2 separate regions of the Homo sapiens genome follow, and region 2 is linked to region 1. Evidence: read pairs that join two places in POLR2A ChIA-PET (ENCODE). Cell type or tissue: CD4-positive, alpha-beta T cell. All regions are shown on one strand. Links, peaks and the distances in the headings refer to the core of each region. The heading gives the core; the rest is flanking DNA.

The links. ChIA-PET counts read pairs that join two places held together with the same protein. Peaks named below come from ENCODE experiments on the same cell type or tissue, not always from the same donor. Only the 100,000 strongest peaks of a DNase experiment are listed, where the experiment ranks them.
Region 2: POLR2A ChIA-PET joins it to region 1 with 6 read pairs; 2 of 35 experiments call an interaction of 5 or more read pairs at or near these places.

What each region holds. Positions count from the first base shown.
Region 1 is chr15:71,777,374-71,794,733 of GRCh38, forward strand. THSD4 (thrombospondin type 1 domain containing 4) reads left to right here. Exons shown (of 18, transcript NM_024817.3): 18 at 1-6,010. The coding sequence ends at 1. Among named protein-coding and RNA genes, the nearest start is that of NR2E3, 24 kb to the right of the region's middle. RefSeq lists an enhancer at 4,587-4,676. In CD4-positive, alpha-beta T cell, for the core only: a CTCF peak has its summit at 7,545 (motif pointing right); a DNase peak (open chromatin) is centred at 7,538.
Region 2 is chr15:73,134,937-73,150,611 of GRCh38, forward strand. It overlaps NEO1 (neogenin 1), which reads left to right. Exons shown (of 29, transcript NM_002499.4): 5 at 955-1,091. It also overlaps the pseudogene FKBP1AP2. Among named protein-coding and RNA genes, the nearest start is that of NEO1, 90 kb to the left of the region's middle. In CD4-positive, alpha-beta T cell, for the core only: no CTCF peak of the experiment used is centred there; a DNase peak (open chromatin) is centred at 6,485; H3K27ac peaks cover 1,736 bases.

The DNA.
Region 1 (17,360 bases), core at 5,099-9,098:
ACACTCCTGCACCCCCATCAGTAGGGCAGCATCACTGCCTTCCCGGGGGCTTCAGCAGTGCGCCTGGCTGGCTGCTGCTCCACCACGGGCCCCCTGGCCCAGGCGCTGCCAACCAACTTAGTCACCACCCCTGCCTCCGGTGAATGCACCCCGTGGTACCCAGGGGCTTTTTACACAAGATGTTTGAAAGCCACAGTCAGTCCTTTAAGCATCACCATGTACTGATGATCCCCTCCTTGGACCTGGCATCTGCTAATGGTGCCCTTTGAAAGTCAAGCAGTGGGAAGTACATGGAGCTCTCAGCCCTGCTCCCATCTGGCACCTTCAAGTCAGCAGATGGGCCACTGACTGAGCACTGCCCCGTCCCTGGTGCTACTGGTCTTTCTAAACTTAGCACCCTGGAGAGTCCAAGGAGGCAGCGCCCCCAACCCAGCGCCCCACTAAGCCTTGCTGACACGCGTGCATCCCTCTGTGACCTCAGCCCAGATGTGCCTGTTTTCATTCTCAAAGACATTAGACTGTTTTCCTGCCCTATGACACAGATAGCTCACATGAATATTGTGCTTTATTTAGCAGGTGTACTCACAGATACTAGCTCCTTAGCAGCTCACAACATCCCAGAATGGGAGGCAGGGGGTGACTCATTATCCCCATTTTACTGACAGGGAAACTGAGGCTCAACTTAAGTAATTGACCTGCCAGGTATATTCACCCATCCAGTGGAAGAGCTGAGTCCCCGCCCCAGTCATCTACCAGTATCCAGCCTGGGGCCTGTACTTAGATGTGAAAGGTGCTGCTTCATTTCTGACCAAGAGACTGAGAAGTTTCCCAGAATGCAAACAAAGCCCAGGCCCCTGAAATCTTTCCGGTCAAGCCTTTATCCCAGCACTCAGTTGTTTTGGATGTCTGTTCCTACTTGCCCTTACCCCCAAAGTTACAGATCCTAGTTACAGGACTCTGCCAGCTTTGTTAAACTGTCCGTGAGACAAGAAAGCCATTGGGGAAACCAGGTGATTGCCTGAAATTCTTACTCCGTTCCAAGTGCTGTTCCTCCCAGGAAATCAAAGGCCAGGGTCCTTATGGCCGTGGAGCCTTCCCGACCACAGAGCCAACTTGTGAAGCACACAGCTCTGCAGCCTGGGCTCTGCCCTGCCTCAGCCGCCTCCCCCACGCTCTTCACCACGTTCCTGGAGAGTCCGGCCAACCTGTCCCAGCCGAAACACTGCTGTATTAGAAAAAGTCTCTTTCTGGTCTTTCTGGTTTTGTTTATGAATTTCCCTCTGTGGCCACAAATTCCTCCCCTCCCCCATGACTCACAGTCCATATGGCCCACCCCCAGACTTGAGCACCAAGCTCTGCATTAATGCAGTTGGCCTGCGACAAGGAGCTGTGGACCCTTCCCCATCTCTTCCAATTCACTTTCCCCAACTATCCAGTTCCAGAGGCCGCAGGCCTGGAAGGATGCAGTGCATATTGAAAGGTGGACCCTCTGAAAACAGTTAAGAGGAATATATGTATGTTTTACCCATTAAGAAAAAATGGCAAGCTAAACAAATGTTAAACTTACAGAAAATTTGTCTTATGGTCCTGAGCATATTTCCCTTTTAGAGCAAGCCTGGATTCTTAGCAAAGTGTTTCCCCCATTTGCTCTTTTAGCTGACAAATCTGCCACTGTGATGATGGTTTGCAGCTTTTGGAAGCAGTATGGCAACCTGGCCTGACATGCTCTTTAGGCTTCCACTAACCTGGGGCTTTCAGAAATTCTATTTGGCCTTTCTGTGGGTAGCTTTCCAGCTTCTCTTCTAGGGAGCCCCAGGCATCATTTCCCAAAAGCATCCCCATCTCCTGATTCTCTTGGAACTCCTACAGATAAGCATCCTGGCAGAGGCCCAGGCTCCCAAACCGACAAAGTGAAAAGAGACCAGAGAGGCCAAGCATATTGACTGGTGCTGTTCAGGGCCTGCTCTTTTCCACTCACCACTTGTTTTGCTGCTTGTCACGAGGAGAGTTGTTCCTGTATGTGGCTGCTCTCAGATCTTTCCAAGCAAGCCAGTCATTTGAAGAGGTTTTCTTTTCATGCTGGAGGGCAGGCTAAGATCAATGAGTGGAAGAGAGAAAGGCTGTTTTAGCTCAAGTTAAAGGAACACCTTCTAGCCATCAAAGCCGCCCAACAGAGGCAAGGGCCACCACACATGAGAGAGCGCTCTGTCCTTAAAGGGAATTCTCTGTTGAGTGGGAGGTGAACACCCTGGTTCTTCCAACTCAGGAATTCTCGTGGCTGGGCTGGGTCAGTGATGGCTTTGTCTCTTTATGTCTAAAGTGCCCTATGGCTGCTGAAGGTTACCTAACCATTCTTTAAAAGGAGAATGACCCTCCATGGGAATGGCCAGCCTGCCAACTGTGCAATTGAAGAAGACCCGATGGATCAACCCCATGTCTCCCTTGGGGAGAAAGTGCATAAACCAGGGGTCTCTTTTTTTTTTTCAACAAACCATTGAGCTGTTCTTGGAGTTCATCTCTGGAGAGGTTATACATTATTAGAAGTTTGATTATTATTATAGTTTGATCAATTTATTTGTCTTAGAGATCCAATTTTTACTAATTCCCTAGTTTTTTATTTCAGCATCTGAATGTCTTTCTCCCTAGCACAGTGCATACAATCAGGGCCTTGGGTATTTCCAGTGATAACTTTCCTTGGAGAGGATCTAAGAAAAGCCCAGATTTCGGTAGCCATCTCCCTCCAAATATGTCTCTTTCTGCTTTCTTAGTGCCCATTATTTCCCCCTCTCCTTTCTTCTGTCACTGCCATCTCCTTCTTGGTCTTCCCATTGTTCTTTAACTGGCCGTAATGTGGAATTGATATTTACATTTTGATACGGTTTTTTTCTTGGCCTGTGTACGGGATTGCCTCATTTCCTGCTCTGAATTTTAAAATTAGATATTAAAGCTGTCATATGGTTTCCTCACAAAAGTCAACAAAGTCCAAACAAAAATAGTTTGCCGTTTTACTTTCATCCATTGAAAAAGGAAATTGTGCCTCTTGCAGCCTAGGCAAAGGACATTTAGTACTATCGATTCTTTCCACCCTCACGATGACTTGCGGTTCTCTCTGTAGAAAAGGGATGGCCTAAGAAATACAACTAAAAAAACAAACAAAAACACCAAAAGAAAAAAAAAAGCCATTTAAAGCCAGCCACTAGAGGGAGTCAGTTCAGTTCCGTAAAGGTATGCTCAGTGCCCGCTGCCTGCAAGCTGTTGGGGACCCCAGGGAGGGCAAGGCAGCCTGTCCCCGCCCCCAGGGAACTAGAACATGACAAGAATTCTCCGCACTGTGCCTACCTGTCCCTTTACCTTACCTCTCTGGCCCAGAGTTCTTGGAGGGTTTTTTCTTTATTTTCTTATGTACTCATCTACTTATTCTCAAAGTATTTAGCATTCAACACTCTTTTTGCTTTAAAAAGAATGGCCTTACAAAGGGACAGAAAAGAGAAGACACGAGCTTGGTGTATTTTCATCAAGTTATGTGGCAGAGAAATCCAGATATTACCAGGACCTGTCTAAACAAATGTTGTGGGTTTTCTTTTCATTCGGATAGCCACTTTATAGTTGGAATATCAATTCTAATGAGGAGGAAGACATAAATATAAGTGGTAAAAAGAAACATGACTTCCCTTAAAACAGGCTGGATAATCTATATCAGCCTTGTGGGTGGAGACTAGTATTTGATCCTTGCCATATAAAACATTTTAATATGGTTTACATGGGAAAATATCGATGGCTTCCTCACAAAATGTATGGGTGACGTGAAGTTGAAGAGCCAATGGCTTGGGTGACACGTGCTGGATCCAAAAAGATCAGGGAGACTAGAATAAAACTTGGATGTTAAAAATTCACCAGGAATCCACATAAAGTACTATATTTGGGCTAAAATGAAAAACTAAATACAAGGTGGGAGAGAGGCAAGAATTTCAGTTGACTAAGCTCAGTGTGAGTCAAAGTGGGATGGAACCATGCAAAAACAAAACCCACAGACATGCAGGCTACGTGAGGAGAAAACAGTGGTGAGGATCACATCACATTGTGTTTGCATTTGCCGGAACCATACTTTAAGAAGAAAACCGATCATCTATAATAACATCAGTTTATCAATGCCCCGTCCTGATGAAGTGTGCAGACTCTCAGAAACAGCAGGAAGGACTTCATGAGAACCCTCAGGCTGGAGAAGGCACTAGGGCACAAGGAGAGCTCTCCTAGGACCAGGACCAAGAAGCTACAGGCAGGCACAGTTTAGCTCCTGCAGAGACCCAGCTTTTCACAAGTTGGAGCCTTCCAGAGATAGAGGGACTGTGGTAGGTGGTGACCCACCCATCACTGGAGGTGGAAGCAGAGGCCGTTTGCCAGGGATGCTGGAGAGGGGATTCAAGCATCTGGCTGGGCAACGTGATGCTCAGGGCCGTCTCCACTCAGGGCTTAGGGGAGTCTGTGAGTAGAAGAGCTTTAGGTGATTTGTTTGGTGGGGGAAGGCAAGTACACAGCTATGCACTTTCCGTTTCTGACTTTTGCCACCCTGTCAGCCATGGGGAGCCCACTGTGGGACTGAAACCCTGAGCTGAATGCGGCCTCATGTCTCAGAGAAACACTGGCAAGTTGGTCAGAGCCGCCGTCTGCATCGAGGCGTAGCTGAGCGGCAGGATGGGGGGCTGCCTGCCCAGGGTCTCTCACCGTGGTGTAAGCAGAGCCATGGCTTGCCTAGGACCCTATAGATACCATCACTCTTTCTCAGCTCGACTGGAGTTTCTGCACCTTTGCAGGGGCAAAGTAACTCCCTGCACCCTGAACCACCCCCCATTCCTGTTCATTTCAGCAGATAATGATGGAGGGGGGGGGTGTCCATCGTGCTGAGGGTGTGACCGCAAGAGGGTGAAAACTTCCAGCCAACTTTCTCAGTCCTTTCTCTTGCGAGAGGGAAGCCACCTGCTATACAAACTAATACCCCCTGCCTTGACCCCTTCCCCACGACTCAGTTGACAGAAGGATATACTTTGTTATAACTTATTATTTTGTTCTCTGTAAATACAAGATGTTTATAGGAAATATGTATTCTGAACTCTATCTGCAGAATGAGTCACTACACCAAAATAGTTCTATTATTTAGAATGTGTTAATTTTAAAGGGACCTGATAGGTATTTATTTACATATGCGATCCACATTTGTGTGAAAGCATGTGATCATACTAACCCAGCCTCCTGGAATGTCGCTGTACGATGATTGATGTCTTTTTCTCAGTCCATAGTTACAATTGTTTAGTATGCTAATCAGTCCAGTTCCCTGAGGTTTAAGATCAAATATAAATTACTCTGCTTTTCGACTCATTCAGGTAGCATTGTACCTGAACCTGATTGCTACTTTTTCATCTTAAATATTATATTTCCTCATCTAATCTGCCTTCCCCTCATCCACAGACATTTGGAGAAGGAAATGGGAGGGTGTCTGTTATCCCTTTCTCTTTGCTTTGTCCCCGTTGTTAGACTGGCAGCGTCAGTTGCTCGGTGGGCTTGGTTAGAGCCGTGGGTGAGGCAGGTGGCTGGCGGGGACAGGGAGAGGCTGAGAGGGAAGTGGTGGCATTTACTGCTCTGACACTTCCACTGTCCCTGCTGGGGATGCTGGGGCCAAGGCCTGTGGGGCCTGTGAACTGCACAGCCAGGAGCAAGGAACCCACTAAATACTCCGTCACCTCCATGTCCCCTCTACAGTGTTAAATTATTACATAAGCAGGTGAAAGGTAGAAGGCGAATTATGTGAGTAAATATGGTCTGTTTTCTCTTCAGCAAAAATGACTATTTTTGTGTGTGACTAATTTATTTTTATTATTGTAAAGATACAATAAACCGGTTGAAATATCTGCTTTGTTGACAAGCGTGTGCTTTCTCTGGCCTTATTCGCGTTCTGTTCTCCTGCAAATAGCGCCCTCTAAAAAGAAGAGTCAGACAATAAACTGGTTGAAATATCTGCTTTGTTGACAAGCGTGTGCTTTCTCTGGCCTTATTCACGTTCTGTTCTCCTACAAATAGCCCCCTCTAAAAATAAAACTCAGACCCTTGAGAGGTCAGCCGCTTGTAGACGTTGGCTTTGGGTGCTTGAGGTGGAGCCGGGCCAGTTAGAGAATGAGACACGCCTTAGAAAGAACATGAGCCCACCCGTCCTATGTTAGGCTGCATTAGACTCACCTGAGAAGCTTAAAGTGAAGTCGTCAGGCGTGTGCACCGCGCCCAGGATGCAATCTCACATGAATTTCTTTATGTCTCCCCCAGGGAATTGTGCAGAATAGGTTGGCAGCCACTCTGCTGGTTTGGTGGGGCTCCATCTCTAACTTGAATTAATCTTCCTCCAGCTCCCTCTAGCTGACTTCACTTGGGGCTTGATTTTAGCAAAGTGTTCGACAAAATCTTTCAGGCGATCTTGGTGCAAAATAAAGTGAAACGCGACTAAGATGGTGATGCCAGTTGAAGCCCACCCTGGCCTAGAGAGCAGTCTCTAGCGAAGCCTGCAAGCTCTGCTACGGACTCCGTCCTGGACAGCATGTCGTCAATAACTCAGAAACCAGCTCTATGCCTAAAATGCTATCGCCCACCCTTCCCATCCACCTTTTTGCCTGGAAAAACCTCCATTCTTTTTTTATTGTGGTAAAATCCACTTTACATAAAATTCACTATTTTAACTTTTTTTTTTTTTTTTTTTTTTGACAGAGTCTCACTCTGTAGCCCAAGCTGGAGTGCAGTGGCGTGATCTTGGCTCACTGCAACCTCTGCCCCCGGGGCTCAAGCGATTCTGGTGCCTCAGCCTCCCAAGTAGCTGGGACTACAGGTGTGCCCCACCATGCCCAGCTAATGTTTTGTATTTTAGTAGAGACAGGGTTTCACCATGTTACCCGGGGTGGTCTCAAATTCCTGAGCTCAAGCAACCCGCCCCCGTCAGCCTCCCAAAGTGCTGGGATTACAGGCGTGAGCCACTGCGCCTGGCCTCCATTTTAACCATTTCCAAACGTACAACTCACTAGTATTTAAAGCAACCACAGTGTTGGGCAACCATCACCCCAAAATTCCATTTATTCTTCAACAGTTCAATACAGGAGTCCACCAGGCGCCGGCCACTCTGCTGAGCACACTTACATGAGCTCATTTCGTCTTCACAGCAAACCTATGAAGTTCAAATATTGTTTCCTCCTACAGATGAGAATATTGAGACTAGGAGAGGTTTGGTACCCCAGCTGATACTTGGTGGTGCTAGGATGCCACAGTCCTCTTCCCCTAGAGGCTGAGGCTTGTCTCTTTGCCGCCTCCATCTCCCCGGGGCCTGGCATGTTATATGGTTCCAGCCTATACTAGTTCCAACCTCTTTCTCCACATCAGTTTCAGTCACTGGGCAACAATTGCACAAGGACTGGTTGAAAAAGTCCAGCGCTGCCCATCCTACCCGGGCTCAGTGTGACCAATGTGATCTGAGGCGGCTTCTGGAGGAGTGCACCCCCCACCAGGGGGAGGCAGTGAGCCTGCTCTGCGCAAGGGGCAGACCCAGGCTGGGACCCTCTGCCTCCAGTTCCGGGGACCACATGTCATAAGGTTTATTGACTGTCTGGAAAAAGCCCAGAGGATGGTAGGATGGTGACCAGGATGGAGGGGTTCTGGAAGGAGGGCTGTCTTCAACCTTCAGACAATTTAAAGTACTGTCAGGGACAGATGACAAGAACCCGGACTCCTCCAGCAGACCAGGGCAGGGATGTGACTGGGAGTCAGACTTGGTTCAAAATGAGACGTTTCCAGTAATCAGAGAGGCTGAACAATGGGAAAAGACACTTTAAGAGACAGGGCCAGGGGCAGTGGCTCATGCCTGTAATCCCAGCACTTTGGGAGGCCGAGGTGGGCAGATCACTCAGAAGTTCGAAAGTAGCCTCAGCAACATGGCAAAACTCCATCTCTACAAAAATACAAATACTTAGCTGGGTGTGGTGGTGCACACCTGTAATCCCAGCTACTCAGCAGGCAGAGGTGGGAGGATCACTTGAGCCTGGGTGGCAGAGGTTACAGTGAGCCGAGATCGAGCCACTGCTGTCCAGCCTGGGTGACAGAGTGAGATCCTGTCTCAAAAAAAAAAGAGAGAGAGTGAGTGAGACCCCCAAAAAAGTGATCAGGAACATTTTAGGAGAGGGAAAATTTGAATATGGGCTGTATTTAAGATGACATCATTGGCCGGACACAGTGGCTCACGCCTGTAATCCCAGCACTTTGGGAGGCCAAGGTGGGTGGATTGCTTGAGCCCAGGAGTTCGAGACCAGCCTGGGCAACATGGCAAAACCCTGTCTCTACTAAAAACACAAAAATTAGCTGGACCTGGTGGCGGACACCTGTAATCCCAGCTACTCTGGAGGCTGAGGCACGAGAATCACTTGAACCTGGGAGGTGGAGGTTGCAGTGAGCCCAGATCATGCCACTACACTCCAGCCTGGGCGACAAAACAAGACTCTGTCTCAAAAAAGAAAAAAAAATGACATTGTTGAATCTGTGTAAAGCTTCTTGGACGTGAGGATGGTGTTTGGCCAAACAGGAGTACATGTTCCTCCAGTACTTAGCCAGGAAGGTCATGATCTGCTGTTTACCTTCTAATGGGTCACTAAAAGTGTGTGCGTGTGTGTGTGCACACACATGCACATGTGTGTATGGAGAAAGCATGCACACAGATAAGGTAAGATGTATTTTGGTGAATATTAGTGAAGGGTATGTGGTGTCCATTACACTACTTCTCTGAGGTTTGAAATTTCCTAAAATAGAAAGTTGTGGGTGGCAGAAATAAAGTACAAAAAGGGGATGGGGAGAAAGAGAACTAACTTTTTTCGCTGTGTTTTTCAGATTTACCTAATAAGAATTAACTGGGGTGCTCATTCAACCTTGAAGGTAAGCAAGGTAAATTATGTGCACAAACAAATGTTTTTAATTGTTTGAATTTTTTTCAATGAATCATTTATCAATTATGGTTTAAGAAGAATGGCTAGCTGAGCATGGTAGCTCATACCCATAAAGAATCCCAGCACTTTAGGAGGCTGAAGGGGGAGGATCACTTGAGCCCAGGAGCTTGAGACCAGCCTGGGCAACATAGTGAGACCCTATATCTAAAAAAAATGAAATAACAATTAGCCAGGCGAAGTGGTGCATTCCTGTAGCCCCAGCTACTCAGGAGGCAGTTCAAGGCTGCAGTGAGCTCTGATTGCACCACTGCACTCCAGGCTGTGTGACAAAGCAAGACCCTGTAGAAGAAGATGAGGAAAGGAGGAAAGGAAGAAAAGAAGGAGAAGGAGAAGAAAGATGAAAGAAAGAAGAAGGAGGAGGGGAGGAGGAGGGGGGGAGGAGGGAGAGGAGGGGCAGGAAGAGGGGAGGAGGAGGAGGGGAGGAGGGTGAGGAGGACGGACAGGAGGAGGAGGAAGGGGAGGAGGAGTAGGGAAGGAGGAGGCGGGACGAAGAGGAGGAGAAGAGGAGGAGGAATGGTCAATACTTAGTAGACTCAAGTGCAATTTAATAAGGCGCCTTACATCACTTTATCGGGAACAGTTGCCTTGGTCTCTCTGACCAAGAAAAGAGAGAGAAGCGGGTTTACAAAGTGCTAGGAAAGAAGACACAATATTAGAATGGGTTAACGAAGCAAAGAACAAGCCTTCCAAAAGTGGACAGTGGAGCCAGTGGAGAGGAGGGGAGGTCCCAGGAGAGGGGACAGGAATCTGTGTGGTGATCCTTGCCCTCATCAAGGCTGGGGAACCCTGACTGGGTGAGCACCACTCGATGTCAGGTATCGTCCGAGTCTCTACAGCACTTAGTTTTCATCTTCGCAACAACTCATGAAGCAAGCACTCTTGTGCGGCCATTTTATGGACAAATAAATTGAGGCCCAAAGAGAATAAGTAATGTGACCAAGCTATTAAGTGGGACAGTCTGGCTTAGGTCTTCCTTATGCCTCACTGTCTAATGAAATCAACTGGAACTTCTTTTAAAAGTGATATGGGGGCCCTACTCCCAGATATTTTGATCTTCAGTTGATTGAGGGTGGGGACCAGGCATCGATGTTTTGAAACCTCTCCAGGGAATTCTAGCTAAGGCTGAAAACACTGAGAAGAGTATGTCCCACTCTGATGTGCATATGAATTGCCTGGGGATGTTGTTGAATTTCGGATTCTGATACAGTTAGTCTGGGGTGGGGACTGAGTTCTAACATGCTCCCAGGTGATGCTGATGCTGCTGGTCCAAGGACCGCACTGAAAAGTGAGGCACCTCACCCTTCAGAATGCTGAGGGGTTTCCTATATTCACCGGGAAGATGAGCAGGTGACCTCTGAGTCATTTGCTTTCTTTATAAAACAGTCTTCTATGAAGTCTAGATGCTAGGTCTGAATCTACTAGTTCACCTTTTGGCCAATGACGCTTAGGGACTCTGAAGTGGTTTTAAGCCTCTGTGCTCCTGCATAGGTGATTTATTTGTTTTTACTAGATAATTGGTGTATTTAGGCACTCAGCTGTCCACACAAAAGAGAAACCTTGACTGCACTGACTTGGGGACTTGTTTTTGTTGGTGGGTTTTTTGTTTGTTTGTTTTTTGAGACAGAGTCTCACTCTGTCACCCAGGCTGGAGTGCAGTGGCGCGATCTTGGCTCAATGCAACCTCTGCCTCCCAGGTTCAAGCGATTCTTGTGCCTCAGCCTCCCAAGTAGCTGAGATTACAGGTGCATGCCACCATACCCAGTTAATTTTTGTATTTTTAGTAGAGACGGAGTTTCACCATGTTGGCCAGGCTGGTCTTGAACTCCTAGCTTCAGGTGATCTGCCCGCCTCGGCCTCCCAAAGTGCTGAGATTACAGGCGTGAGCCACCGCACCTGGCCGGGAAGTCCTTCTACTAAAAATGCAAAACTTAGCCAGGCATGGTGGCATGCCCCTGTAATCCCAGCTAGTCGGGAGGCTGAGGTAGGAGAATTGCATGAACCCAGGAGGCAGAGACTGCAGTGAGCCAATATTGCACCACTGCACTCCAGCCTGGGCGACAGAGCAAGACCTCATCTCAAAATATAAAAAAAGAAGTTCAGAGGGAGGCAGTTGTTGGATTAGGTCTGCAACTCAACAGCTTCAGGGCCAGCTTCTCTGCAGCTCTCTTGGCCTCTTCTTCATGGTTGCAAGCCAGCTTCTCCTGCTCCACCTATCATGTCCATCTTCAGGGAAGAAAGCAGGAAGGGCCATTGCAGCTGTGTATCTCCATTTGCCAATAAACCAAATACATTCCCAGAGCCCCATCCTACGTCCCACAAACTTCTATTTACATCTTATTGGCCAAAGTGGGCTCCATGGCCATTTGTGGCTGCAGAGGAAGCTGGGAAGACAGAGAAGGGATTGTTATGCTTGGCTGTGACCAATTGGGGTTCCATTAGCAGAGAAGAAAGACAGGAAGGATGTGGGTGAGACAACCTGGGATGTCTGATTATTGCACCCTTACCAAGCAAAAGCTTCTAGGAAGGGACAACAAAAGTTCAAACACCGCAGTGTCTGTTCATCTTTGACCCACTGAGGAACTACTCCTTAAAATGGGTTTAGGTCGTACATCCTCCCTTTATTCAGCAAATATTTATTGAGCACACACTCTGTGCCAAGCAATGTTTGGGGCAATGGAAATACATAAATCTCATGGAACTTACAAAATGCTGTGCAACCTAAAACACTTGCAGATAAGGAGACCTATTGCATCAGGCTTCTGGAGCGAACAGCCTATGAATGGACACCATATTTGGCTCTCCATTTGCTGAGAGCTGGAACGGGTGATGCTACAGATTTTATTTCTAACCAGATAGCTAGGGAACTTACACTTACCGCGCCTCCACATGATCGACCTCACCTTGTATACTCACAGCCACCTCAACAGCTGGGTGCTGCAGGTCTCTCTGCTTTACAGCGGGGAAAACAAAGCCTCAGCCAGGTGAGGGAACTTGCTCGTGATCATGCAGGTCTCAAGTGACTGGGGACTTTGAGCCCAAGTCCGCCTCATTTCAAAGCTTATGCTGGTTCCTCTGCATGCTGCGGCCTTTCTGAAACAATCACACGAAGCCATCACGTAGAAGACTAAACTCTCTTTAAAAGTAAACTTCAGCCAGAACTGACACCCTGAGCATGGGGCGTTCATCACAGCAGATACTGCTGATGATCACTGTGGCTTCATGAATAAGAGCCTGGGGACACAAGGAAGGCTTCTCCTATGACACACACACATGCACAAACACATGCACACACACGTACACATGCACACGTACACGCATTCATACACATGCACACACTCATACACATACAAGCATGCACACGCACACACATGCACACATGCACTCATACACATGCACACACACGCACTCATACACACATGCACTCATACACACACATGCACACTCATACACACACACACAAACACAAACACTGTTGCCTGCAGGGAAAATGCTTCAGGAGCCACCTCTACTTCTACATCCCACTTTTGTACGTGGATTCCAAAAATCTCTTCTAGGCCCAGGAACAGTCTTGTTTAAAGGCTGGCCAAGGAGGTGGGGGACAGAACCAGTGGGACCCAAAGAATCCAGTGTGCTGGAACTTGATGCCGATGTCAGCCTCAATGCTCTCACCCTGACAGCAGAAGTGGCGGCTTCTCCCTCCACCTGTGCCCGGACAGTGCCACCAGTCTAACTTCTGCCACCGTCCCTACCTGCAGCTCACCTGAGCCCAGAACCATGCCCCCTGCACCCTCCCGACACACTCAGGTAATGCCCCCGTTTGTGTTATCTCTTGCTCTATAACAAACAACCATTTTATTATTTCTCATGATTCACTGGGTCAGGAATGTGGTCGGGACACTGGTAATAGCTCATTCTTCCTCCACATGAAGTCCGCCGGGGCTGGGCCATCCAGGCTGGCTGGTTCACTCGCAGGTCTGATGATGATCAGGCTGAGATGATTGGAATGGTTTGCCAAGGGGGCCTCAGTTCTCTCTGCCGCCCTGTTCCCTGCTTCTTCCTCTCCATGTGGTCTCTTCACGAGGGTTTCTCTGGATGAAGAACAGGCAAGAGGAAGGAAGAGAGAGCTGCCAGATCTCTTAGGCCTGGGCTTAAGCACCCTTCCTGCATGTGGAACCCCTGGCACGCTAACCTAGGGAAAGGCTCACACTTCTCACTCACTCCACTACCCGGCCCACCTCAGTGACCTCAGAGGGGTCTGCCGAGCCTGGGGATGGGCAGTCGTCCCTGTCCACTCCCTGTCCTGGAGGTACACTGGAAAGCCACAAATAGGCCTTTGTAGCGGCAAGAGGCAGCTGAGAAGCACCACGGCAATGTAGCCGTCACTCTTGGTGACTCCAGCTCTTTCCATCCTCGGCCCCTCCATCCAGATTTGGGTCCTGCAAGCTGATTCTCAAGTTTGGCCCCATTGATAAGAGCCAGAGGCATTGTTGTTTTCTTTTCTTTTCTTTTCTTTTCTTTTTTTTTGAGACAGTCTTGCTCTGTTGCCCAGGCTGGAGTGCAGTGGCATGATCTTGACTCACTGCAACCTCCACCTCCCAGATTCAAGCAATTCTCTTGCCTTAGCCTCCCAAGTAGCTGGGATTACAGGCACCTGCCACCACGCCCGGCTAAATTTTGTATTTTTAGTACAGACAGGGTTTCACCATGTTGACCAAGCTGGTCTTGAACTCCTGACCTCAGGTGATCTGCCTGCCTTGGCCTCCCAAAGTGCTGGGATTACAGGCATGAGCCACCACATCCAGCCGGCATTGCTGTTTTCCTTGTGGCAATTTTAAGTCAAGTCAAGACTGATTCAGGGTCTTCCTGTTGATATAAGGGTGTGAGGAAGATGGTTGTGGCAGGTGCTATGAGAGGCTGACCTCATAAAAGTTGTATGAATCATTCAGACAACACTCCTGCCTTGTTATATTGGTCAAAGCCAACCATAGGCCTGCCCGCATTCAAGGGAAGGGATATGAGTCTACCTCAGCCTGCTCCTGACTCAGTTCTGTTTGCCTCAGAACTCAGCTACTCTCCCTTGGGATTCGCTGCATCCCAACTGCCTCTATCCTCCTCAGTCATGGTAATCATTCACTCACTCATTCAATCGTTCAACAAATATTAATTGAGCATCTACCCTGTGCCTGATACTATGCTAGGCACTGAATATATAGCAGTAAACCAGGTGGCATAAGACTGTCCCCAGGGAGCTTCCATCCTAAAGAAGGAGAGAGAAAATAAAGACATAAATGAGGACACTCTACGTGGTGTGTCAGGCATGATATGTGGGCTCATACCTGTAATTCCAGCACTCTGGGAGGCCGAGGTGGGAGGATTGCTTGAGCCCAAGAGTTTGAGACTAGCCAGGACAACATAAGAAGACCTTGTCTCTATGAGAAAAAAAAAATAGCCAGGCATGGTGGCACATGCCTGTGGTCCCAGCTACTCGGGAAGCTGAGGTGGGAGGATCGCTTGAGACCAGGAGATGGAGGGTGCAGTGAGCTATGACCTTGCTACTGCACACCAGCCACTCCAGCCTGGATGAGATAGTGAGATGCTGTCTCAAAAACAAAAACAAAGCAAAGTAGAAAACATGGATAAGGAGTGGTAGAGACAGGGTTGGACCTGCAATTTGAAATAGATGGTTAGGGGGTGTGGAACAAGCCAGCCACATGGCTATCTGGATAAGGGTGTCCCTGTTAGGGCAGGGAAATGTGCGAAAGCCCTGAGCAGTGGGGCCTGTGCAGAGGGTTCAAGATGCGGGAGGACAAGGCGGAGCAGGGGAAGAGGTATAGTCAGATGACGTGGGGCCCAGGGGAAAGACCTGGGGTTCAGTCTGAGTGAGATTACCGGCCAGTAAGGGATTTGGGCAGAGGAGCAACAGGATTCGACTAAGGCCAGCAGTCTGATGTAAGCTGTGGATTCGTGCACCTGCTTTGTGTGCAAATCACCTATTTTCCTGGGTAAAACCATTAGCATTAGAGGCTAGAGCCGTGAAGCTGAGCATACCCTTTCACTTAATAATTCCATGCCTGGGAATTCAACCTGGAGAGAGAATTTAACAAAACAGTATTCTTCAGGAGTCTCAAGTTTTCAATAAGAAGTTTTTAAATTTTGTGTTTTTAACAATAACCTTTTAAAATAATGGTGAACATATATTCCACTGTCTGGTTGATTACTTATATCTCAATACCACATTTCATTCCAGCAGCAGAGTTAAGTAGTATTGCTTTAATTGCAACAAGCTGAGCTAATGTGGGAAGAATGCAGTAGAGTGGCACAGAAGAATGGTGAGTTCATTGTTATTACCCTCCTAGCCCGTGAGAACGCCCACCATCCCATGAGTTCCTACATCTATGCCATGAGGAGCAGTTGGGTTTCAGCACAGCATTCTCTATCTTTGCAAAGTTGTTGATTTTAACCCTGTGTTTTGAAGTTGTGCTTTGATTTAATTAGCAATTTCATTTTGATGGGATAGTTATATCAGTCATACCCCTTCTACTTAGTTTTATGTCCATAATATTATAATTAAACATTATTTAATTCAACATTGAAGGGCAGTGAAATAATTATTTTCTGTTTTTTCTTTTTTTCTTTTTAATTATTATACTTTAAGTTTTAGGGTACATGTGCACAATGTGCAGGTTAGTTACATATGTATACATGTGACATGCTGGTGCACTGCACCCACTAACTCGTCATCTAGCATTAGGTATATCTCCCAATGCTATCCCTCTCCTCTCCCCCGACCCCACAACAGTCCCCAGACTGTGATGTTCCCCCTCCTGTGTCCATGTGTTCCCATTGTTCAGTTCCCACCTATGAGTGAGAATATGCGGTGTTTGGTTTTTTGTTCTTGCGACAGTTTACTGAGAATGATGATTTCCAATTTCATCCATGTCCCTACAAAGGACATGAACTCATCATTTTTTATGGCTGCATAGTATTCCATGGTGTATATGTGCCACATTTTCTTAATCCAGTCTATCATTGTTGGACATTTGGGTTGGTTCCAAGTCTTTGCTATTGTGAATAGTGCCACAATAAACACACGTGTGCATGTATCTTTATAGCAGCATGATTTATAGTCCTTTGGGTATATACCCAGTAATGGGATGGCTGGGTCAAATGGTATTTCTAGTTCTAGATCCCTGAGGAATCGCCACACTGACTTCCACAATGGTTGAACCAGTTTATAGTCCCACCAACAGTGTAAAAGTGTTCCTATTTCTCCACATCCTCTCCAGCACCTGTTGTTTCCTGACTTTTTAATGATTGCCATTCTAACTGGTGTGAGATGGTATCTCATTGTGGCTTTGATTTGCATTTCTCTGATGGCCAGTGATGGTGAGCATTTTTTCATGTGTTTTTTGGCTGCATAAATGTCTTCTTTTGAGAAGTGTCTGTTCATGTCCTTCGCCCACTTTTTGATGGGGTTGTTTGTTTTTTTCTTGTAAATGTGTTTGAGTTCATTGTAGATTCTGGATATTAGCCCTTTGTCAGATGAGTAGGTTGCGAAAATTTTCTCCCATTTTGTGGGTTGCCTGTTCACTCTGATGGTAGTTTCTTTTGCTGTGCAGAAGCTCTTTAGTTTAATTAGATCCCATTTGTCAATTTTGGCTTTTTTTTGCCATTGCTTTTGGTGTTTTAGACATGAAGTCCTTGCTCGTGCCTATGTCCTGAATGGTAATGCCTAGGTTTTCTTCTAGGGTTTTTATGGTTTTAGGTCTAACGTTTAAGTCTTTAATCCATCTTGAATTGATTTTTGTATAAGGTGTAAGGAAGGGATCCAGTTTCAGCTTTCTACACATGCCTAGCCAGTTTTCCCAGCACCATTTATTAAATAGGGAATCCTTTCCCCATTGCTTGTTTTTCTCAGGTTTGTCAAAGATCAGATAGTTGTAGATATACGGCGTTATTTCTGAGGGCTCTGTTCTGTTCCATTGATCTATATCTCTGTTTTGGTACCAGTACCATGCTGTTTTGGTGACTGTAGCCTTGTAGTATAGTTTGAAGTCAGGTAGCGTGACGCCTCCAGCTTTGTTCTTTTGGCTTAGGATTGACTTGGCGATGTGGGCTCTTTTTTGGTTCCATATGAACTTTAAAGTAGTTTTTTCCAATTCTGTGAAGAAAGTCGATGGTAGCTTGATGGGGATGGCATTGAATCTATAAATTACCTTGGGCGGTATGGCCATTTTCATGATATTGATTCTTCCTATCCATGAGCATGGAATGTTCTTCCATTTGTTTGTATCCTCTTTAATTTCATTGAGCAGTGGTTTGTAGTTCTCCTTGAAGAGG
Region 2 (15,675 bases), core at 4,935-8,934, 1.4 Mb after region 1:
CAGTTTAGATGTGGAACTTCAAAATAAAAATGTATGTATACATTTATTATTGTGTTTGGTACTGTATTTTGAATTTATGTCATCTCTGAAAGTGACTTTTAAAGTGGCAGCTTTAATTAGGTACTTGTCCCTAGAATTAACTGCATCTCTTGCCCTATGTCAGGTACCTTTATATGTCTGATTTTGTTAGTAACTCTCCAAATTAACTAAACTTGTTCACTTTATACAAATTTGATCAGAGTATTGATTGTTCTTCAATGTTATAGGATTATTTTCTTTTCTCTTTAAATCGGCTTAAATAACTCTGTAGAGTTGGCCAGTATTCATCAACATCCTGGTTGATAATGGCATGATGGTGACTGATTTGTGCCCAGCTACCACACCCAGGGAGCTGCTCTCTGGCAACCATTCTCTCTTTCTTCCCTTCCTCTTTTCCTCTCTCTCCTAGATAAGCTACCATAGGGAAACTTTCAGTAGGCACTGTGACCCCATGACTTACTGTTTCGGATCTAACATTTTGCCCTCTTTATGTTTTCTTTCTGTTATTAATCTCAGTGTGGCATAGCTGTGGTGGTGTAACTAACTCTCAGATTGATTCCAGACTTCAAAATTACATAATTTGGAAAAAAACTGGCCAGAATAGGGAGACAGGGATGGGCTGAAGGAAGTGAAATTGGTTCCAAGAGTGATACCCCTTTGGAAATAACTAGAAGTGTCAGGGATAATTCATTGTAACATTTGATTTGCATTTGTGATATTTATGCATGTAAAATATGAGCAAAGCAAATTGGACTAAATTAAATTCTGGTAATTTTATATTAGTCTTGGTTCATCTATAGCTATATAAATAATAATACTCTTTAAGTGTTTTCTCTATTTTATGTGGAGAGTTTTTCAGGTATTATTTTCCTAGTACTGAAATGTATCTTTTTTTTTTTTTTTTTTTTAACACAGCTCTGAAAGATTGGTATTGCTGGCAGGTGGTAGCCTGGAGATCAGTGATGTTACTGAGGATGATGCTGGGACTTATTTTTGTATAGCTGATAATGGAAATGAGACAATTGAAGCTCAAGCAGAGCTTACAGTGCAAGGTATGTAAATATTTACTGTATAATTTAAAAATCCTGTGTACTTTCTGGGTCTGCTAATTTTTAAGAAATATTAACATGGGCGAGGCAATACAGCAAAACAATTAAAAGCATAACTCCTAGACCAGACTGCTTGGGTTTAAATTCTAAATCTTATATTTCCTAGATATATGACTATAGGAAACTTATTTAATTTCTCTCAACCTCATTTTCCTCAGCTGTAAAATGGAAATAATAAGAATATTTACCTTATTGGGATGATTTGAGGGTTAAAAGAGCTAATACTTATAAAACCCCTGGAATAGTGACTAGGATATTGTGAAAGCTCAATGTTAGTTATTGTTGTTACTATTTGTAGTGGTGGTGGTGGTGGTGGTGGTGACAGGAAGGGTATGATCTGGGGCATCTGGAAGATTCACTTTTCTTGTCTCAGGATGTTTTCTGATGAAGACGTCTCTGTTCTGTGACCCCGAATTATTTCTCTCCTCTCTGTTGGTGTCCTTTTCTTTTGGGTGAACAGATCACCCAGGAAGGAGTACACTGTGCCTCTCAATATAACTTGGTTTGATGATTTGGTGTTTATTTTCCTCTCTTCATACTTCTGATAATCACTGCAAGGGTAGTTGTTCTTCCTTTTTCTCCTACTCTTCCCTTTTCCCCTTATAGGTTCTTTGATTCAGACGTCAGAAAATAAAGATGGCATGACTACATAGTCTTGTTTTTATCCCCATTTCCTGTGCCATTCCTCCATATGGAAATGTACCCTCAAGTGCTGGCTAGAGGTGACTAAAGTGACCAAAGGTCACTTTTCTACCTCTTCTTCCCACCCCCTCAAAACTCCCAGATTGGTAGCTTTCAACCTAGGAAGACTGCTCCCAGTGCTGTTTCTCCCTAAGAGTTAGGAGTGCTGTTTCACTCCTAAGAATGAAACTCTGACCGGGACTGTTGCCTGAGGAATGCCCCACAAATTGGAGTAAATCATAGTGGTTCTGAGGTTCCTGGGGTTCTTTGCTCGGGGCCTCAGCCTCCTCTTTTCTTAAGTTCACCATTTAGATACAATTAAGACCTGGCCTTTAGTGCTTTCACAAACATATATATTACCAGAGTGGTTGGTACCCTTGATGCACGTTAGTTTATAGCCAAGCTGAACACCTGAATAATACAATTACTCTCAGATTGGCAACCAAGTGAATAATGTATGCTATCTCATAGATAATTACTGGAAAAGACTGACCAAGAATTAAAAATAACCATAAATATATTTAAGGAGATAAGAAAAATATTTGCAATATGATGCAAAAACAAGAAAATATAAACACAGAACCAAATAGAAATATTAAGAATGAAAAATATACTAAAAATAAAGAATAAAGCAATCTGCATGATAGAGAAAGGTATCCCATTTTTAAATTTTGTTTTATTTTGATTTTTTTTGAGACAGGGTCTCCCTCTGTTGCCCAGCCTGGAGTGCAGTGGTGCAGTCTCTGCTCACTGCAGCCTCTCCCTCTGTCACCTAGGCTGGAGTGCAGTGGCACAATCTCTGCTCCCTGCAGCCTCGACCTCCTGGGTTCAAGCGATCATCCTGCCTCAGCCCCACAAGTAGCTGAGACTACAGGCATGTGCCACCAGGCCCAGTTAATTTTTGTATTTTTGGTAGAGATGGGGTTTCACCATGTTGCCCAGGCTGGTCTCGAACTCCTGGGCTCAAGTGATCCACCCGCCTCGGCCTCCCAAAGTGCTGGGATTATAGGCATGAGCCACTGTGCCTAGCCAGAGAAAGGTATAACATTGATGAGCAAACTCATGAATTGGAAGATTACATTGAGGAATTCTCTGAGAATGCAGCATTATATGATAAAGAAAGATAACACATGGAGTAAAATCTAAGAGATACGATAGGTATAGGTAGAAGGACTATCTAGATAAATAGGTGTCTTAGAGGAGAGAAAGGAAGAGGGAAATATTTGAAGAAATAATTAAGATAAATTTTTCAGAATTAGACTTGTAGAACACCTTAGACTAAAAGGACTAGTAGACTGTTAAATAGGTGAAAGAAGGAAAAACCCACCTTGAGGCCCATTTACAGTAACATACAATAATGTATAATTATATATACAGTAACGTATAATATCAAAGACAAAAAAATTCTAAAAGCTTCCAGTGACAAAGAGCAGATCACCTACAAAAGAAAAAGATTGGATTGTACCTAAGTGTTGATTTGAGAAATCTGGTATCGGGAGGACAATAGCGTAATCTTTTTAAGGTGTTAAAAGATGTTGAATACACACAATTTATATGCATCCAAAATGTGAGACATAATAAAAATTATCACACAAGATCTCTGAAGGTTTGCTGCACAAAGATACGTTGAAAACACTTTTGGAATAAATACTCAATAAAAGATATACCTGGGAAATACTGCAAGAGCCTTTTAAAACAAAGGGGGAGTTGGCCGGGCGCGGTGGCTCGCGCCTGTAATCCCAGCACTTTGGGAGGCCGAGGCGGGCGGATCACGAGGTCAGGAGATCGAGATCATCCCGGCTAAAACGGTGAAACCCCGTCTCTACTAAAAATACAAAAAAATTAGCCGGCGTAGTGGCGGCCGCCTGTAGTCCCAGCTACTTGGGAGGCTAAGGCAGGAGAATGGCGTGAACCTGGGAAGCCGAGCTTGCAGTGAGCCGAGATCCCGCCACTGCACTCCAGCCTGGGCGACAGAGCGAGACTCCGTCTCAAAAAAAAAAAAAAAACAAAAAAACAAAAAAACAAAGGGGGAGTTTTAAAACAGCTCCCAGATTCTTTGACTATCCTTCTATAGAGTGGTGGGGTTTATGTCCGTTGCTCTTGAATCTAGGCAGGCTTGGAGCTATTTGGATCAATAGAGTATGGCAGAAGTCATATGTGACTTCCGAGGCTTATAAAAAGCTGTGCATTGGTTGTCATACTTGGAGAGAATTTTTTTAAAAGGAAAAAAAGAAAAAGCAGTGCGGATTTTTCCTGGCTCTCTCGATGCTAAGAATATACAATGGGGAAAGCATAGTCTCTTCAGTAGATGGTCCTGGAAAAACTGGATAGCCACATGTGGGAGAATGAAATCAGATCCTTATCTCATATATGTAAATCACATATACACCATACACAAAAATCAACCCAAAATGGATTAAACACTTAAACATAAGACCTGAACTGTAAAACTACTAAAAGAAAAGAGGGGAAAAGCTTATTGACGTTGGTCTTTGCAAAGACCAACGTTTTTTTGGATATGACCCCAGAAAACACAGGCAACGAAAGCAAAAATAGATAAATTGGATTGCATTGAACTGAGACGCTCCTGCCAGTAATGGAAACAATCAACAGTGAAGAGACAACCTATGGAATGGGAGAAAATATTTGCAAACCAATGAAAACAGAAGAAGAAAATGATAACAAGAGCAAAAATTAATGAAATAAAAAAACAAACATTCAAAACAGAGAATGTCAGCAAAGCCAAAAGTTGGTTCTTTGTAATGCATAACAATATTGATAAATCCCTGGGAAGACATACATTACTTGACAGAGATCTTTATCTAGACCCGGGGTTGGCAGAGTACAGCTTGTGGGCTAAATCTTCCTGACTGCTTGTTTTTGTACAGCTTGTAAGCTAAAAATAGTTTATATATTTTTAAATAGTTGAAAAATATCAGAAGAATAATATTTTGTGATACATGAAAACTTTATGAGATTTCAAAATTTATTGTTCATGCAGTCTTACTGGCATACTGCCACACTCATTCATTTATGTATTGCCTATGGCTGCTTTCATGCCACTACACAGGAGTTGAGTAGTTGTGACAGAGACCATATGGCTCACAAAGCCTAAAATATTTACTGTCTGGCTCTTTACAGAAAAAGTTTGCCAATCCCTGATGTAGGTTTTACAAAGAACTCCTACAGATCAGTAAGATAAACAAAGACAGAAACCAATAGAAAATGGGCAAAAGACTTGAACATCGACCTGGAAGAAGATGTCTAGCTAGCTATTAATATTTGAAAAAGTGGTTGTCGTTATTAGTCTTCAGAGAAATGCAAATAAAAACCATAGTGGGATATCACTGTATTCCACTATAATGGCTAAAGTTGAAAAGCTCAACAAATACCAGACATTGGTTAGGATGAAAACCACTGGGGACTCTAATGTACTGTTGACAGGAGTATACACTGACACAATCACTTTAAAATTCTGCTTGGCAGAATCTATTAAAAACTGTACACTGGCTAGGCGCAGTGACTCATGCCTGTAATCCCAGCACTTTGAGAGGCTGAGGCAGGAGGATCACTTGAGGCCAGGATTTGAAGACCAGCCTGGGCAGCATAGTGAGACCCTATATCTACAAAAAATGAAAAAATTAGCTAGGCATAGTGGCACACACCTGTATTTCCAGCTACTCAGGAGACTGAAGCAGGAGGATTGCTTGAGCTAAGGAATTTGAGGTTACAGTGAACTACGATTGTGCCGCTGCATTCCAGTCTGGGTGACAAAGCAAAACCATCTCTAAAAAATAAAAACTTAAAAAAACTGTACACAGAAATACCCTATGATATAGTAGTTGTATTCCTAGGAGTATACTTACCAGAAATGTATAATTATATGCCCCCAAAACCATGCACAATAATGTTCTTACTGGGAATAATTCAAATCTCCATCAAAATACAAATGTAGAGTAGTCTTCCAGTCATACAATGGCAAATTATCAGCAATGAATATTGACAGATCACTGCTACATTCGACAATGTGGGTAAATATCACAAACACCCTTGAAGAAGCCAGACACAAAAGAATACCTACTATATATATGTAATTACATTGTTATATATAATTCCATTTGTGTAAACTTCAAAAACAGACAAAACTAATCTATGGTTTTAGAAGTCAGAATACTGATTACTTTTGGAGAAGGGCAGAATCGTTACCGAATGTTGCACAGCCCGGCTTCTGGTGTGTTTATGTTCAGTTTCTTAATCTGGGTGGTAGTTACAATTCAAGCTGTATTGTTCATGTGTGCCACATGAGATCATCTCTTTTTTTACTGTTTACAGATTATAACTCATAATGTGCAAAAACATATTTGGAAAATTTTGTTTTGAGCCCTGTCCCATAATTGAAAGCATTTATTTTTCAGATAGGGAAAGCAGATTTTGAGAAATAGTTGGAGAGATATATATAAATACAGTCATACCTGTCTGACTTCTGTTATTTTTTTAAGAAGTTATAGCTATAGGAAATGCCATAGTGAGTGTTAATGTAGAAAAGGTTGTAAGTTCATTTTTCATCTGTTAAATGTTTCAGATTTATTGTCTTATCATTAACTCCTGGAGTTTCTACACATGCAGTGACGTGAATTAGCCCATCATGTATTTCCTGTCATCTCAGATTGTTGATAACACTTAAAATGGGTCATGAGGGTTTTTTAAAACAGAAACTTTTCCTTTTTCTCTTCAAACAGTTACAACAGTCTGTGATACACATGTCTCCCGTGCCACCAAAAAGAAATTTTTCCATTTGTATTTTTGTGGAACAAATGGATAAATTCTAAATTGGCTACCCCTTTGACATTGTAAATACCTATAACTAATCTACCACTTAAGTTTTAAACCTCACTGTCTTTCCTTAAGCCACAGCCTATGTCACTCTACTTCTTTGACTCTTCTGCTCTACTCTTATCCCTGGCCACATTAAGACATTGATCTCCCCTTTTCTCTCAGTCTTTGTGATTTCACTTCCCTTTACTTCATGATCAGTTACAATATTCTGCTGTCATTCATTAGAACTCTTAGTTCTCTTGGCTTCGGGATAAAAAGCAAATTCCTTATGTCATACATACAGAGTACATCCAGATCCTTCATAGTTGGCTTTTTCAGCGTTAACTGGAGAGGCACCACAGAGGAGTGATTGAGAGCAATCTTGCCCCAGTGCGCCTGGATTCCAGTCTCAGCTCTGTCTCTTAGCTTTGTGAACTTGGCCAAGTTAATTAATTTACCTATGTCTTTGTTTCTTTTATCAGTTGAATGGGTTGTTTTAAGGATTAAACTCTTTTTTTTTTAGAAGAGCCAGCATAAAGCACTTTTATTGTAATAATAAAATTGGAAACTCATATGTGATGTTGTGGGGAGAGGGGCAACAATTTCTGTCACCAGTTCACTACACAGGACATCAAAGGAGTGACAAGGGACTGAAGAAGGAAAAGCCAGGAAACGTTGAGATCAGCAGAGAGAGTCAAGTGGCAGAAAACAGGAGATGTTGAAGCTGCGATGACAAGCATCATTTGCTTAACATTCAAGGATTTGTCATGATAGCTGGGCTTTCATTGGGTGGTTAAGTCTACAAACAACACCTTTAATTTATACTTTCAATTAAAGTTCTTAAAATTAAGGAAGTGGTGGAGCTTGGAAAGTTATGAGATTACAAAATTTCTGAAAGTCCATTAGAAAAGCCACAGGATGGGGCAGAGGAAATAAGCCAGGCCACCAAGAAGGCTTCAGAGGTCCCCGCTGGCCCAGGGACAGATACCTGTAGCATCCAACATCGCAGTGAAAATGATCTGCTTTCAAAAGGCAGAGGATTTCAGGGGAGGGTAGAGTGGAACTGATGGAGGCAAAGGCTCCCCATCCCCACCTCAGTTTTTGGTAGGGCTTTTAATTTAACCGAAGGACATCTTTCAACTTTGAGAATAATTCAGCCCTCAAGAGTGCGTCAGATCTGCTATGGCTTTGCAGCGCAACAGCAAGAATGTTTAGTATATAATAGATTAAAATTTCATCCAAAAAAAATTTAAAATAAAGATTCTTATAACCTCCCCCCACAACACTAAATCCTGTTCTAAAGTTAACCAGTCACTTGTTCTGTTAATATTTGACCATAGACTTACTTGGAAACTAGATCGAAAAGACTGAAGCTGAATCATCACCCCAAAGTGAAAATGAAATAAACTGAGTAACTTAAGGCTTATGGCATATAGTTTAAGTAAAATGAGAAGAAAGAGGAAGAGGAAATGGAGGTGCCAGAAGCAAAGCTGAGTGACAGAACGCATTCAGTCAGGGTAGATGTTATACAGGTTGTAGTGGATCTACATGTGGAAAAGCTCCATATGGATTTATGTGCATGTGTCTGGAGGCACCAGATCCTTCTGTGGCAGATGTAAGAACAGGAAGCCAAGGGAGGAGGCCATTCTTGCCATCCCAGTCTTAGAAGCTCCATGTTGAAGACAAGAGTGGCATGATGCCCTGGTGCCCAGTGGCACTGAAAGCATAGTCTAGAGATACATTCAGTTTGGCTCTGTGACCCACATTCATCTGGGCAACCCCTACCTCCCACTCCCGGGTCACCTTCTGCTTGCCTAGCACACACTTAAAGGGCTCATTTCTGTCCTTTGAAGAGTCAAATTTCTTTCCATCTTAAAGCATCCCGGCTTCCGGAAGGTATCCAACTCCTGGGGAGATGATCTCCACCTTCGCTCCCAGGACATCGGCGGATGCCGGTGGGCAGGCAGTGTGGACTGAGAGGGACCTGTCAGTGGTTCCCAGGCTCTGCCTCATCCCTGCTGTCCATCATCTGCACACATGGGCACCCCCGCACGCCCCGTCCTGCACTAGGAGTAAATTCTTAGCACTTTCCCCCTAAATCTGGAATGGAGATGGAGTCCTCTTTACCAAATTAGTTTTCTGAACATACTGTGCTGTTTGATAGCAGTGTTCCCCTGTGTCCCCTTACTTCCAACTACAATTTCCTGATAGACCCTCAAGATTAGTTTACTTGACCCCTCTGTGAAGCTTTTCTTAACCATCCCCTCATAATTGGTTTCTTAAAATAGTTCTCTTTTTACCAGTAGTATTTCTTACTGATTTGTTTATATGTCCTCTTCAACTCCTACTAGACTGGAGTTCTTATCAACAGGAACTGGTCTTACTCATTTTTAAAAATCATAGTAGGTTATTAACGAATGGAATGAGTGAATGAAACTTTAAATGGAAATTGTTAAATGTGGCACCAGAATGATTTGATTTGATTTGATGTTTGTGGTTACTTTACTATTCATGTTTTCCTTTGCACTTTGTTTTTCATAGACTTCTAATGTAAAAGAAATGGGATTAAAAGAAAAATCTTCTGAAAGTTATTCTGGAGGAAGATGAACCATTACCTCTACTTTTATGATTGAGGTCATAATTGCCACCTTCACATGCATACATGTTTACAAACAATTCATCAGTTTTATTCATTCCCATTTTTGACCTTTTGATACCTTCCATAAGCCAACATAATATTAAAAAAAATAACTGAAGCCATTAAAGGTGAACTTTCCTCCACATGGCTGCCATCTCTGCTTTAAAAACTCTTACACATTTATTACTGTCATGATTCAAAGCTAAGTGCATTGACGTCTTTAATCCCAACTCCATGAGATGCTCCACTACTTTGACTTGATACCAGTGTGTCATGCTGTTTCTCTTTTTATTTCTTTGCCCGTTCCTTTTGTTTTGCCTTCATGGGCATCTTTTCTTCCACTTGTTGATTAAACTATTAGTGTTCCACCGAGTTCTGTTGTCAGCCTGCTACTCTTCACACTCTACCTGCTTCTGGTTTCAGGTATAATTTACATACAGTAATGCCCAGATTCCCAGACCAGACCCCTTGTCAAGCTTCAGACATTTGCAATTGGATGTCCCACAGGTACCTCAGAAATCGCATGTCCAAAATTGAACTTAACATTCTTCTCTCAAAATATTTTTCTTCTTTGATTTTCTGTATCTTGATAGTGTCACTGCCTACCTTTTTACCTGTGCTAGAAACATGAAAATCATTCTTGATTATTTCAATCTTTTTATTTTTTTTCCACATTCAGTTCATTAGATTCTCTTTCTCCTTGCTTTCACTCCCCTGATTCAAGTCCAAGTCATCTCTTACCTATATTACTGCAGTAGTTTCCTAACTGATTTCTCTAGTTCTAACCTGGTCTCTCCTCAAATCCATTCTTCACAGAGTGGCAAAAGTGATTAAAATTCTTTCATTAAAAACTTGGAAAAATGATTGCAATGATATAAATGGTGCTTACAAATTAATAAGAACAAGATTAATATCTGTTAAAAAAGGGGGGAGGTGGAAAACATAGTTTGCTTACAGAAATGAGATGAAAATGGCCAGTTGACCTGAAAAGAGTTCAACCCCACTAATTGTATAAGAAATACAGATTAAAGTAGCCCATTTTTGCGTACTGATTGAATTTTAAAATAATAACCTACTCTTGGCAAAATTATATGGGGATTCTCATACACTGCTGGTAGTGGTACAAATTGATGTAACCTTGGAGGGCAGTTTGGTAATTTTATCAAAAGCTTTAAAACTCACACATTCATTGACCAGCAGTTCCACATCTGATAATTTGTTTTGATGAAATAAGGATGTGTGCAAAGATTTATGCATGGAAGTATGCATGCAATGATGTATATTTAGTGGCAAAAATTATAAACCACTTAAATGCCCAAAAATAGGTGATTGGTTAAATAAAACAGCCTACCTATGTATCAGAATACAATGCTTCCTACAAAAATCATGTTTTAGAAGTTTGTTAAATGGCAAGAGAAAATACTTTGGGTATATTAAATGACGAAAAGTAAGATCCCAAAGCAACATGTGAGAAGTATGATTTGTGCCACAAAGTTACATTGTAAATTGCATCAGATCCTTGACTTTCTTATAAAAATTAGCCTCACACCAATTAGGAAGAAGCTTTATGTATCTTCCTCTTGAGGCCTTCTCCCTGTAATTTTCAGAATACTGGATGTTTACTTATCTTGAAAGGATCATTTTTCTTCTAAGCTCCAAGCAGAGAGAGAACTGGATTCTGAGTCCATTAATGAGTGCATGATTGTCATTGCTTCTCAAGGTAACTTAATTTCAAGGGCAACCACTAGCTACTTAAAAACACCATGCAGTTATTTTGCTTGTACTATCACTTCTGCCTAGAATGTTCCTCCTTCCACTCCCTTGCCTGGCTTTCCTCAGAAACCTCTGAAACTCTGACTCCTACCTATTCCTATCCCTTGTACCCTTCTTCCATTAGCTGTGCATTAATTATGCACATGTATTTTATACATTATCTGTCTTGTTTTACGTATCACATTTACATTTTCCCCCCAGTTTTTGTATCCAGTTTCTACCCTACTAGACTGAGTTCTTTGAGGACAGGACTGGATCTTGTCAATCTTTAGATCCTTAGCACCTAATGTAGTAGTGCCTGATGCTGTGTATTTGACCACAACGGATTGCTTAAGAACATATTCTCCGTACTTCTGGATAAGATGTCAGACAGTAAATTATAATCCATTCTTTTATAGTATGCTATCTGTATTCAGAATATTTCAGAATTTCACTTTATAAACTTTATATTTTTAAGGTATTACTGTATGTTAGAAAAGTCTTTACAATTGCTTTATAATCCTTTATTGGGGCCTTAATCATTTTGGATTGGTTTGCAGTTCTTCTTAGATTTTTATTGCATCAGTGGTCATGTTAGCTTTGAGATAAATTCCACATTTTACAAGCTTGAAATAATTTCCTAATAGTTATGTAAATTTATTCTGAACCACAGTAGCCTCATTTCCATGGTAACTAACCACCTTCAGAAGAGAACTTTCAGATATTCTAGAAAAGACCAGAAATATCCATGTGAAATAAAATGAACTAATGATGTAAAGTTAGAACTCAGATTTATGTGGAGTACAGATGCATGATATTGGACCCTGAAAATGTTGCAGATAGAAGAGCCGTTCAAAGACCTGAAGATTCTGCCTGTTTGCTGTTTGTACATCAGGCAAAATGCAACCTAAGAAAAACTCAGCTGTATTGTGATTTTTGTTACTAAAATGACCCCAATGAGGAAGCTTTGTGGGACAAATAAGCAAAATTCATGGTGCAGAAATGGATTTGTGGTGCCACTAAGAGATTAACATTGTGCTTCACAGAAGGAATGTGGTCTCATGAAAGGATATATGGTTTTTGGAAGCATATCCCTGATTTCGAGCCTCTGGCAATGTGATCTTGGGCAAATTAATTTATTTACTTGAACCTCATTCTTCCTATTTGTAAAGTAGGGATAAGAGTCCTTCTTTGTGGTGGTGTTGTGAGGAATATCCTTGATACAGTGCCTGGTACATTATAGGCATTCAGTAAATGTACCTCAGCTAATGTTCCCAGGGCTCAGAGAATCTTTCCTTTGTAAGACTCCTTCACTTGATTCTGTTGTCTTTGATTTCTTTTTTGCCTTCTAAAGGATTCTGTTTCCTCCTTAGATTATTTAAATTGACATCTCAGATAACTTTCTGTTTGCTTTTGTTCCATGCCACCAGCCATCCATCAGATGGCACCATGTTTTGTGGTCTTTGAGCCAAGCCAGTCACACCCCATTCCTCATGCCCAGTCTAGCTTCTTAGGCTTTCTCACCTAAGTCTGTGCTTGCTGGGCTCCTGCCTATCTAGGACAACATGACAAAATACTAGTAAATATTCTTCATTCTTTATTTAAAGAGCATAACAATTGATAATACGAGGACAAAGTCATGTCCCTTCCAGCCCAGAAGTAAGTGAAAAGATTTGACTATCATTGTTGGCATTACTCTGCTTCTTAGGTTATCTGTCTTGATCTCAGAATTTCAAGCATTCCTTAATAATTAGCCCACTCTGGGTCTCTTATTTATTAATTTTAACTATCTTTTCTTGGATATATATTCTTTTATTGTATATATTCAGTTTTATTGGTGGAATGTCTTTTTTTTTTTTTTGAGACAAAATCTCACTATGTCGCCCAGGCTGGAGTGCAGTTGCGCGATCTCGGCTCACTGCATCCTCCACCTCCTGGGTTCAAGTGATTCTCCTGCCTCAGCCTCCTGAGTAGCTGGGATTACAGGCACCCGCCATCATGCCCGGCTAATTTTTGTAGTTTTGCTAGAGACGGGTTTCACCATGTTGGCCAGGCTGTTCTTGAATTCCTCACCTCAAGTGATCCACCCACCCCGGCCTCCCAAAGTGCTGGGATTACAGGCATGAGATTATACTGCACCTGGCAAATGTTTTTCATGTAGTATTTACTACCTTATTTTTATTGAACCATATTTCTTCTGCCTTAAAGGGGTATCATCAAATCTACAAGCTTTGGTTAAGAGAACCATGACAGGAAGAATCTTAGTAATTTTAATTATATTGTCAGTAAGCTTCTTGTATTAAATATATTGAATCTCTTAAACTTCATTTAAGAAATTCCCATTCTCCTCTTCAATTTTAGTTAGGTTCCCCTTTCTTCATTAAAGAGATGATAGAATTAGGAACAGCAGGAAAAGTGGAGCAGTTTTATAATTTTTTTAAATGCCCCCTTTCTTGCTAAAAATCAAACTAAAGAGCTCCAAAGTGGGCAGTGGAAAGATAATGTCCTAGTGAAAAGAATATCTAAAACAGGTTTCTTCATTTTGTATTTCTTCCCCCGCTACCTATTTCTACCCCTAACTGTTAAGGGTGTATTGATGGCACTTTCATATAAACCCAGTTTACACACAGGAATGGGGTCTTACCCCATCAGGTCCCCACAGGAGCATTTTATATCAGAGCAGCACAGTTACCCTCAGTTTATCTGAAAGTTACATGCATTGAATGGTGATTTAAATTCTGAGAATAACTGACAAAAAGCTAAATGAATCTAAATTATTCTACTTTTTCCCAGTCCCTATTGTAATGATAACCAAGATTTCTTTGGTCTTTTTTGGCCAGAGAAGTCTCTTAGGTTGAAATCATATCAGTGGTTTTCAAACTTGTTTTTTTTTTTTTGGCCAGGGAACTCAAGCAAAATCATAATTGGAAGTGAGATATTTAAAATAGATAAACATGGAACTACTCAGATGGAAGCAGGGCAGGGTAGGAATAGTTGCCACACCCAGACCCTCCATTCCTTGTTTAGATTTTTTTCTTGTTGATGATTTCAAATACAGAGTTTTGTCCAGGGGCCGTAGCTCATGCCTGTAATCTCAGCACTTTGCAAGGCCGAGGCGAGTGGATCACGAGGTCAAGAGATTGAGACCATCCTGGCCAACATGGTGCAACCCCGTCTCTACCAAAAATACAAAAATTAGCTGGGCGTGGTGGCAGGTGACTGTAATCCCAGCTACTCGAGAGGCTGAGGCAGGAGAATCGCTTGAACCCTGGAGGTGGAGGTTGCAGTGAGCCGAGATTGCGCCATTGCACTCCAGCCTGGCGACAGAGTAAGACTCGGTCTAAAAAAAAAAAAAACAGGGTTTCAGTGACCATGTTAAAAGTAACAGCAAAGATACTTTTCAAACACTATTTATTCTGTATCTACTGCAAATAGGCAGAAGGCAGAATCCAGTATCACTGGAGATACAATGACATATAGGGCACATTCTCATCTTCAAGGATACAGTAGGTGATACAGAGAAGTAGTTAGACATTTCTGTCCCAGGATGATAAAAACTATAAGATTACGTGTCAACTATGTCTTTGAGACTTATTCTTGTCCAGGTGATTTCAGTGATTCTTGTGCAGAAAGTAGAAGGAAAAAAAAGATACGATATTTTTAACAGATAAATTTATTCTTTGAATTCTTAACATCACATTATGAATTAGAAATGATAGTACATCTAAACATTTTTAAAATATTTAAGAAATTTTTAAATTACTACATAATATTTGTACATATTTGTGGGATACATGTGATATTTTGATACATGCATTCAGTATTTAATGATAAAAATCAGGATATTTGGGATTTCTATCATCTCAAACATTGATCATTTCCTTTTGTTGGGAACATTTCAAATCTTCTAGTTATTTTGAAATATATAGTATGTTATTGTTAATTATAGTCACCTTATTGTTGCTATCAAACACAGAAACTTATTTCTTCTATCAACTGTAGGTTTGTACCCATTTACCAACCTTCTTCATCCCCTCTCACCTTGATCTCTTGCCCAGCACACACACCTTTCCCAGCTCCTGGAACCTGTGAAAGATCTAATTCAGTAATGATCACAGACCTAAATAGTTTGTAGTTTCAAAGCAGAATTTACATGGACTGAATTTGACTTGTGAACTTTGAAATCCTGAGAAATGGGTCAGATGGTTGTTCTGTGCCATTTTCAAAACCAAATCATTTTGTAAGATCCTGCTGTCTGCCATCCTTTTTAAATCATGTTTTACATAGTATTTTTTTAAAAGAACTATTTTTCAGAATACAGTGCTTTTCTCCTTTTTAAAAAATCTTAATCATAGTAATTTCCCAATAAGAAAGCAAAGGTGGTAAAGAATACTTTTTCCTAAGGAAAAAATATTTTATAATTGTTTTCAACATTTTTTTGTGTTAGACATTTTTCATAATAAAAAGCTGAAGGAATTTTACAGCAAATACCCACCACCTTCAGTCTTCAGTTGACATTTTACTGTAATGCTGTATCAAATATCTATCATTATATTAATCAATCTAAATTTTTTGTTACATTTCAGAGTAAGTTGCAGACATACCCAGATCCTTAAGCATTCATATCATTAGCTAAGCTTT